Regions from separate parts of the Homo sapiens genome. Here region 1 is linked to region 2. A link is a loop called in an ENCODE intact Hi-C map of the cell type or tissue named here. Cell type or tissue: IMR-90. All regions are shown on one strand. Each heading gives the region's core, and the rest is flanking DNA. Links, peaks and the distances in the headings are about the cores only. Region 1 overlaps PTPRK (protein tyrosine phosphatase receptor type K). Region 2 overlaps PTPRK (protein tyrosine phosphatase receptor type K).

Evidence for each region. Peaks named below come from ENCODE experiments on the same cell type or tissue, not always from the same donor. Only the 100,000 strongest peaks of a DNase experiment are listed, where the experiment ranks them.
Region 1: a loop joins it to region 2, with 1.9 times the contacts of the local background. A loop is called at or near these places in 2 of 110 quality-filtered maps.

What each region holds. Positions count from the first base shown.
Region 1 is chr6:128,430,056-128,434,456 of GRCh38, reverse strand. All of the region lies in intron 1 of PTPRK (protein tyrosine phosphatase receptor type K), which reads left to right. Among named protein-coding and RNA genes, the nearest start is that of PTPRK, 88 kb to the left of the region's middle. In IMR-90, for the core only: no CTCF peak of the experiment used is centred there; a DNase peak (open chromatin) is centred at 1,886.
Region 2 is chr6:128,490,818-128,495,218 of GRCh38, reverse strand. All of the region lies in intron 1 of PTPRK (protein tyrosine phosphatase receptor type K), which reads left to right. Among named protein-coding and RNA genes, the nearest start is that of PTPRK, 28 kb to the left of the region's middle. In IMR-90, for the core only: no CTCF peak of the experiment used is centred there; DNase peaks (open chromatin) are centred at 2,588 and 3,348; H3K4me3 peaks cover 205 bases; H3K27ac peaks cover 180 bases.

The DNA.
Region 1 (4,401 bases), core at 118-4,117, 61 kb after region 2:
TGTTCACAGCTATATTCAATTGCCCCGGGTGTTGTGTATCTTTCCAAAAACGTTGAAAGGGAGGTTCAGAAGTATTCAGTTATTTGTATTATTAGTCGTTTTGAAACTGAGTAGAAAGACTCATTTAGGAAAGTTCCATATGCCTTCTTGTCTGTCTATGGCTGGTTTGCTCAGGAGAAAAGTCCACAATTATACAATTGTACTCAGAGATCATGTTATTTGTATATCTACCTGCCTCATCGGAGAGGTTGTGAATCGTCCCAGAGACAAGATAATCTTTTTGTTTGCATTCACCTGGGCTATTTTGGAGGCTAGTTTGTCATCTTCCTGCAGGAGTAATTTTATCCATGTAGTTCCTAGACTGTTGTCTAAATGGAATCAAGATGGGTTTGTCAGCCACCGTTGCCTAATGGTGATTTTAGGATAAATTATCTTATCTCGTATTAGCCTAAGAAATCTCTGACTTGGGATTTGGGGTGATTTAATACAAAATCATTCAAAGATTTCTTTCTGTCTTTTCTTTATGGCTTTTGGACTGTGTACTTATGACTTTCTCTGCTGTGCTCAAGTATCTTCTTAGTATCTGTAAGTAAAAGTTACTTATAAATGTCTGTAAAAAAAAAAAAAAAACAGTGTTAGAGGCTGGGCATGGTAGCTCACCCCTGTAATCCCAGCACCTTGGGAGGCCGAGGCAGGAGGATTGTTTGAGCTCAGGGATTCAAGACCAGCCTGGGCAACATGGCGAAACCCTGTCTCTATCAAAAATACAAAAAATTAACCTGGTGTGATGGTGTGCACCTGTGATCCCAGCTACTTGGGTGGCTGAGGTGGGAGTATCACTTGAGCCTGGGAGGCAGAGGTTGCAATGAGCTGAAATCTGAGATTGAGCCACTGCAGTATAGCCTTGGAGACAGAGCAAAACCCTGCCTCAAAAACAAACAAACAAACAAACAAAATACAAAAAAAAAACTATTAGAAATGCCCTGGAATAAAAAGAATGAAATCCGGTCATTTGCAACAGCAGGGATGGACGTGGAGTTCACTATGGTAAGTGAAATATGCCAGGCACAGAAAGACAATATCACATGTTCTCATTCACATGTGGGAGTTTCAAAAGTTGATCTCATGGAAGTAGAGAGTAGAATGATAATTACCAGAGGCTGGGAAGGGTGTGTGTGGGTTGCGGGGTGGAAAGCGGGGATGAAGAGGGGTTGGTTGATGGATACAAACATACAGTTAGATAGAAGGAATACGTTCTCGTGTTTGATAGCACAGTAGGGTGACTATAGTTAACAATATGTTGTATATTTCAAAATAGGTAGAAGAATTGAAATCTTCGTAGCACAAATAAATGATAAATATTTGAGTAAATATCCTAAATACTTTGATTTGATCAATACATATTGTATACATGAATCTAAATATCACATGTACCACATAACTATGTACAAACCTTATGTATTGATACAAATAGTTAAAGGGAATTGAATAATAAAGAATAAAGGATAAAATATTTAAACTAATATTAAAATCAGGGTAAAATAAACTATAGCTGCAAAATCATAAGACAGTTAAGTGAATATACCTGGATTAAGGAAATAAAATTTAAAATAATGAAAATACCGAATAAAAATTAATAATAAAAATGTAAAAATAAAATTGAATAAACTACATTGAGTTAGGGTGTGTGTGTGTGTGTGTGTGTGTGTGTTTGTGAACACAACATACCTGTATGGTAGGGGTAACATTGGTTTAGATTCACTTTGTACTTCATACCTGTGTTCAAAAGACTCAGCTGAGCCCTTTGTGAGGATATTTTGACTTTGAAAATCTGGAATTGATGACTCACTTAAAATAGTTTTATCTTGGGACTGAAACAGGGACATAGGCATATTTTTGTATGATTCACATCAGAGCTGATAATCTTAATGGTTTGTAAAGGGCCTAAATGATTCTACAGTTTTATATAAAGCATGTTAAACTATCAAGGCTCATTATTACATAACTATAAATGGACAGAGTTTTATAATAAGAAAAATGTACATTTGTTTAGCCATTGTCTCCTAGGAACTTCTCTCTATTATTACACTATTGCATTTGCAAAGGCACCAAAGGTGCAGTTTGGTTTATATACTGCAGTAGTAATTCCTAAAAGATTTAATTGTATCAGGTTTTTTAACTTAAAAATGGAATCCTATTTAAAGTATATCCAAATATTCGTACAATAAGAAGTTATCACAGTCTACCTATTTTGTAAATGAGGTGCAGTGTTTAGTTTTCATTGGGGTTTTTGATTTTCTGTTTTGAGCATTTAAAACAAAATCCTTTGAAAATAGTAGTTGGTGATCACAATGGTTTATGACAATTTTAACAAATTGTATTAGAAGACTCTAAGGAGCTGTATTTTCAACCGTGCTTTTTCTCTTCCTTCCTTCCTTTCTCTTCCCTCACTTTTTTTCTTCCTCTTCCTTCCTTCCTTCCTTCCTTTTTGCATTGGGGTAAGAACATAAATAATATTACATCTTTCCACTATGTCTAAAAAAGTTGGAGGTGGAGAACAGTATATTTTCCATGAAAATGTCAGCCTGCCACATAGCTCTGCTTAGTAGGCAAACCGTTATTCATTTGGATTCTCTCTTGGCTTTACATTTGGAAACAGTTTTAGTGTTAGGTACTTATGATTGAAAAGGAGATCTCATGTTGAGCTTTTATTGCGTTGGATGCGCTTAAAGGAGGTTTTGTAAAAGACCATTGCTTCATTAAGAAAGGAAGAAAGAAAAACAAACAATTACATCCAGGGAAATGCTAGGATTTTTGATAGTTTAACATGACCATGTCTTGAGCATTTTCAGTTCATAATGAGGCTTGCCCTAACTAAAATGGCATTTCATTTCGGTTGATGTACTCTTGACATTATTGGTGACATCTGCTAAATTCTAAACCATATTTTTTTTTAAATTGATTTCATTCCTACATCATCAGCTATGACCACCAGTTGAGCTGGAGAGATTGGAATCTGGTGTTTTATTTATTAAAAAAGACATTTTCAGACTGCTTAGCTCACAAAGATATTTTGTATTCTTTTTCAAAATATATTTTATTTATCATGGATGCTTGTGTTTTAAGGCTGCATATTTATTTAAAATTTATGAAGAACCCTGGAAAACATTCCCAACACAATACAAAGTCCACACATTTGCACAATAATTAAGAATATTTGGCCGAGCACGATGGCTCATGCTTGTAATTCCAGCACTTTAGGAAGCCGAGGTGGGCGGATCACTTGAGGTCTGGAGTTAGAGACCAGACTGGCCAACATGGTGAAACCCGTCTCTACTAAAAATACAAAAATTAGCCGGGCATGGTGGTGGGTGCCTGTAATCCCAGCTACTCGGAAGGCTGAGGCAGGACAACTGCCTGAACTTGAGAGGTAGAGGTTGCAGTGAGCCGAGATCACACCATTGCACTCCAGCCTGGGTGACGCAGCAAGACTCCATCTCAAAAAAAAAAAAAAAAGAAAAAAATTAAAAATCACACGTTGACTAATAAAGATTTCTTTAAATGTTTGTGTGTGGGATGTGCTTGTTCTTTTTGGAAGACACTAGGTATGTTCACGTCTCCAGGTTTCTCCCCGGGGGTGTGTGGTGCCAGTTCAGAATCTAGCACACAGTAGACTTCCTAATCCAAATTTTCCTGAATTAATGTCTAATTTTTCCTAATGTGGCTTGTTTTTTGCTATGACCAATTCCTGCTTATATTTCAACGTCAAACCTTAAAGTCACCCTTTTGTGACTTTTCTTGTTTATTATTTTTTAAAGCAGAATTAAATTTTTGTATGTGTGTTTTATACACTCTCATGCAAGTGCATAAGCTGCTTCACTAGTTATCATGTCCTCTCTGTCTTTTCTGCTATTATTAAAGGTAGGTAATATATTTTAGTCTCATTGCATCATTAGTACTTAGTATACTCTCTGATATAGAATGAACACTTGATAAATTCTTGTTCAATCAAGTAAAGTCAAAGACTTCAAAAGATGACTTGGGAGGACAACTAGCATATATCGATTTTGTAAAATATGTTAATATCTTCATTAGTTACTTTAGAATTCAATGCCCATATAATCTTTTAAATAATCTTGGGAGAAAGGAGACATTATTTCTATTTACAGTCGAGGAAACTACGGAGTTAAAAGTACAGAATTAAACTTTCTCCCTATCTGTCTCCTGTCAAAGCTGTATTAAGCTGCTTCCTGAGAGTTTGAATTTCCATGGTTTTAGAGCCGTTTCTTTCTTAACTCATTGCTAAGTGACTTGGTGGAGTACAATTTTCAAGACTAAGTTTCTTCCCTTAAATTCCTCATATTGTATAAACATACTCATTCAATACTCATCCATCAAGGT
Region 2 (4,401 bases), core at 186-4,185:
TTCTCCTTTAACTTCCTTGAGTGATAAGCTTTGCTATTTTTGAAGTTCTTTGCCTATTCACTTTCTCTTCTTTAGACTGTGTATGAATGGATAGATACACACACTCACCCACACAGTTTGTTTTAAATTGCACAGAGTTGATGTATAATAAAATATGAAGAAAGGAAGAAATATTTTTAAAATTCTTATATTTTCTTTAGTGGTTTGTCTTAGAAAATGAACACATACCGGAGAGTTGAGAACTGAGATTTTTGTTTATTTTATTTATTTATTTTTTGTGAGAATAGCAAAGGCTTTACAATGTGACTGCTTACTAATGTCAGAAAAATAGCAATTCAGCTCTTACTTTCTCCCCTATACTTTCAGGGCGTTATGACAGTTTTAATGTGAGTTGTAAAATGTAGGGAGGTATACTCTAATTCTCTTTCACACACATAAATCAAGTTTCAGGCTCTTTTGGAAATGTTTACTAGAAAAAACATCATGGGCAGATTTTAAAATGCTTTTGGATTGCATGACGGCGTGGTGCCACTTCCATTGAAGTGTTGTAATATTTTATTTTCCTTCCCAAAGCGTCAAGATAAATCCTGTAAACATTTTTTCTCCTTTTGTTGTTTTGGTTGTACTATTGTGTTTGGCTCTAGCCTTTTGCCCCCAGGGAAACAAAAGTGTTTTTTTTTAACTGCAGTGCTCCCGCTGAGTACTCCAGCTGTTGGGCAGCAGTTTCAAAGTTGTTCCCTATTTACACACTGCAAGTCTGGCGGATCACAAAGCTTCCTACATCTTATCTGAAACACAATATACTAATTTCAGGGATATATTTAGAAGGAAAATTGTTGTCAAAATTTACTATAATGTAGCTTATTTTATCTTTTAAATTTAAAATCTACTAAATCATTATATCTTTAAAAAATGGTGATGGTGAATGTCAGCATAACACGTAATCTTATCGAAACAATTAAAATTTATCAATTAGCAGGTTCAAGTAACTACACTTTTTTTTTTTTTTTTTTTTTTAAGATACAGGGTCTTGCTACATTACCCAGGCTGGAGTGCGGTGGCTGTTCACAGTTGAGGTCATGGCTCATTGCAGCCTCAAACTCCTGGGCTCAAGCCATCCTCCTGCCTCAGCTGCCCAGGTAGTTGGACCACAGACACCTGTTCTAGTAACTACTGTTTGTCTATATTTAACGTTAACCAATGTGGTAAACCACTAGTGTGTACCAGCACTATGTTAGGCTTTGTTTAGGTTTTGCCCTCTAGGAGCTTCAGTCTGTTTGGAGAAATGGACATGTAGATAAATGTTATAACTCACGTAGAAATGAAGTGCTTAGAGAAGGCAGATGACAGAGTTACTGGCTGTATCTGGAGAAGTTGGATAAAGCATCATAGATGAGGGGACAGTTACCTTTGGAGTTTCCAGATGAAGAGATGGAGGAAAAGTGCCTTGATGACACCAAGTCACCCATTGTGCTTGTTTACCATGTGGTTAAAATAAAGCATTTGCATTTGGTGATTTCTAAACTCTCTTCTAGTTCTATGAATTGACCACAGTATAAGTATAGTTGTTTCTGTGTGTGTGTGTGTGTGTGTGTGTGTGTGTGTGTGTGTGTGTGTGTGTGTGTGTAGGGGGCGGGAGGTACTTTTTTTTTTTTTTTGAGACGGAGTCTCGCTCTTTCACCCAGCTGGAGCGCAGTGGCACGATCTCGGCTCACTGCAAGCTCTGCCTCCCGGGTTCACGCCATTCTCCTGCCTCAGCCTCCCAAGCAGCTGGGACTACAGGCGCCTGCCACCATGCCCAGCTAATTTTTTGTATTTTTAGTAGAGACAGGGTTTCACTGTGTTAGCCAGGATGGTCTTGATCTCCTGACCTCGTGATCAGCCCACCTTGGCCTCCCAAAGTGCTGGGATTGCAGGCGTGAGCCACCGCGCCCAGCCAGTTAGCGGGGGGTACATTGACTGGGCTTGAGATGTTCGTATGTAATAAATTTTTAAAAATTGCAGTTTTAATTTCCAGTTTTTAGTGAATTTTGGTCAATAGAATTTGCTCTTAGGAAAAAGTAAAGGAGGTGAATGCTGGCTTTCTTTTGCAATAGAAACAGCCAACTCACTCATTCATTTAACATATATTGTTGAGTGCCTACCATGTGCCAGATATTGTTAGAGAGCAATAAAAACACATATTCCGGCTTCTAAAATACTTACATTTTGGTGGCACATGGGACACCACACTCTGGATTGGGGGAAAATTTGGGGTATGGGTTGCCACAAAAATGAGCAAACATCAGTGTCTCCTGCCCTTTCCAAAAAGCACAAGGGGGCTATCCAAGAGAAGGGAGAAAGCAGGTCTAGGCTTGGAAAGGATAGGTGGAAAGTGTGGCACTAGCAAGGGGTTTTTGGAAGGCAAGGGTTTCCATATGCAAAGATTGGGAGATGGAGTATTTCAGCTGAAGAGAAAACTTAAGACTATTTTCAGGCCAAACAGTCCAACTTGAAGAGTGGGTTATATTCAATAGAGTAGTAGGAGATGAATTAGATACTGAGCATGAAAATAACAGCTATGAACTTGTCCTCATGCCAGGTGCTGCGGCAAGTGTATTTACTTATTAAATACTTCAAAATCCCGTAAAATAAATATTATTGTGTCTCCATGTTACAGCTTCTCTTGGGGCCATATGAGTAATAAAAGACAAATAAGTTTCAAGCTCAGGTCTGTCTGATATAGAAATACTTGATCTCAACCACCATAATATATTGGAATTTTCATTTTTGGATAGTTAGGCTACAAGGTTCTCTTGAAAATTTTGAGTAGGCAGTTGCTTAAATATGTACAATGTAACAGTATGATATATCCCATAATAGTGTTAGATTTGGGGTATTCTGGGAACATGCTGAAGAGGCAAACTACTCAGTTGGGGGTGGATGGATGGAATTTGCCTAGGAGGGGATATCAGCATTGAGACCAAAGACATAGAGCAGTTATCAGAGCCAATGAGGAGGGTTTTCTTGATAGAGAAGGCAGCATGTGAAGGGCCCAGAAGTACGGTACTAGGAACTGCTACTGGTATCTTTGAAGATTCTGTAATAGAGATGAATGTGGCAATTTGTTGGGACTAGATCATGAAACCCTTGGGTGTTATGCAAGGGAATGATGACTTTATCTTGGAGGCAACCTGATGATATGGAAGAGTTTTAGGCAGATAGGCAGGGGAGTGATAGGATCAGACTTCCACAATTAGAAGATTATGTTAAATTCATTTAAACAAATGTGAACAGTAGTGAATCAATTCCCAGGGGAAGTTTCATTGCCAAGTATTCTTCCTGCCGTGAAGATTAGCCTGTTAGTTACCAAGCCGCTTTCGTTTTCAGTGTCTGTGCTTGTGGTCGGTAACTTTTGCTGCTGTTGTTCTGCTGCTGTCTGCCATTCCATTCGCCATCTATCACGCACACAGAACCCTGGCCAGGATCATGAAGGGCGATTGAAAAGGTAACAAGAGAAAAAAAATGATAGATTAATGTAAGCCTGATGTTTGTTTTAGTGGCAGATTTTGGTGTTCACATGAGTGCCTGAGCCTGTCTAAATTAATCTCATATTCTCACCACAGTCTTCTAGCTTGAGAATTGACTGCAGGTAAAAATAATTGGAAATTATTGGTGTAGCCGAAACTGCATTACAGCTGCCAAGTGTGGATACACCGGAGCCAGGCTGCTTTTGTCTGCTTCCTCATAAACATTCTTTCCGCATTCTTTATCAGCACATAATCCTGAGACACAAAAAGCCTTTGTGTCCCACTGGGAATGTGAGAAAATCAAAGCTATCTATTGGTTTTGCTCCTGTTAGGAACCACTAACATTTCTATATTAACCACCCATGTTTTGAATTGAGATAGATGTTATCAGCAAGATGTGTCCTCCATTTATCCCCAAAGATATCACTGTCCCAATACAAGAAATCTTAAAGACAGACTGCAAATGTCTGTTTTCATCCACTTGATGCTGTGATTTGTGGATACTTGTTAGACATGTGAATTTAATGGGGCTTAGCCTAATAGTAAGCATTTATATAGAACTTCCCATGAGCCAGGCACTTGTATAGTAATACATCTAATCATCACCACAGTCATGTGAGGTAGCTATTATTGTTTTATACTGTTTGTTATGCACTGAATTGTATTCCCCAAAATTCATATGTTGAAGCCCTAACCCCCAATGTGATTGTATTTGGAGGTAGGGACTTTAAAGAGGTCATTAAGGTTAAATGATGTCATAAGAGTGGGCCCTAATCTACTATGACTGATGTCCTTATAAAAAGAGGAAGAGACTCCAAGAATGTGTGTTCACAGAAATGAAGACAGAAGACCAGAAGGTGGCTATCCAGAAATCAAGGAGAGTCCTCAGGAG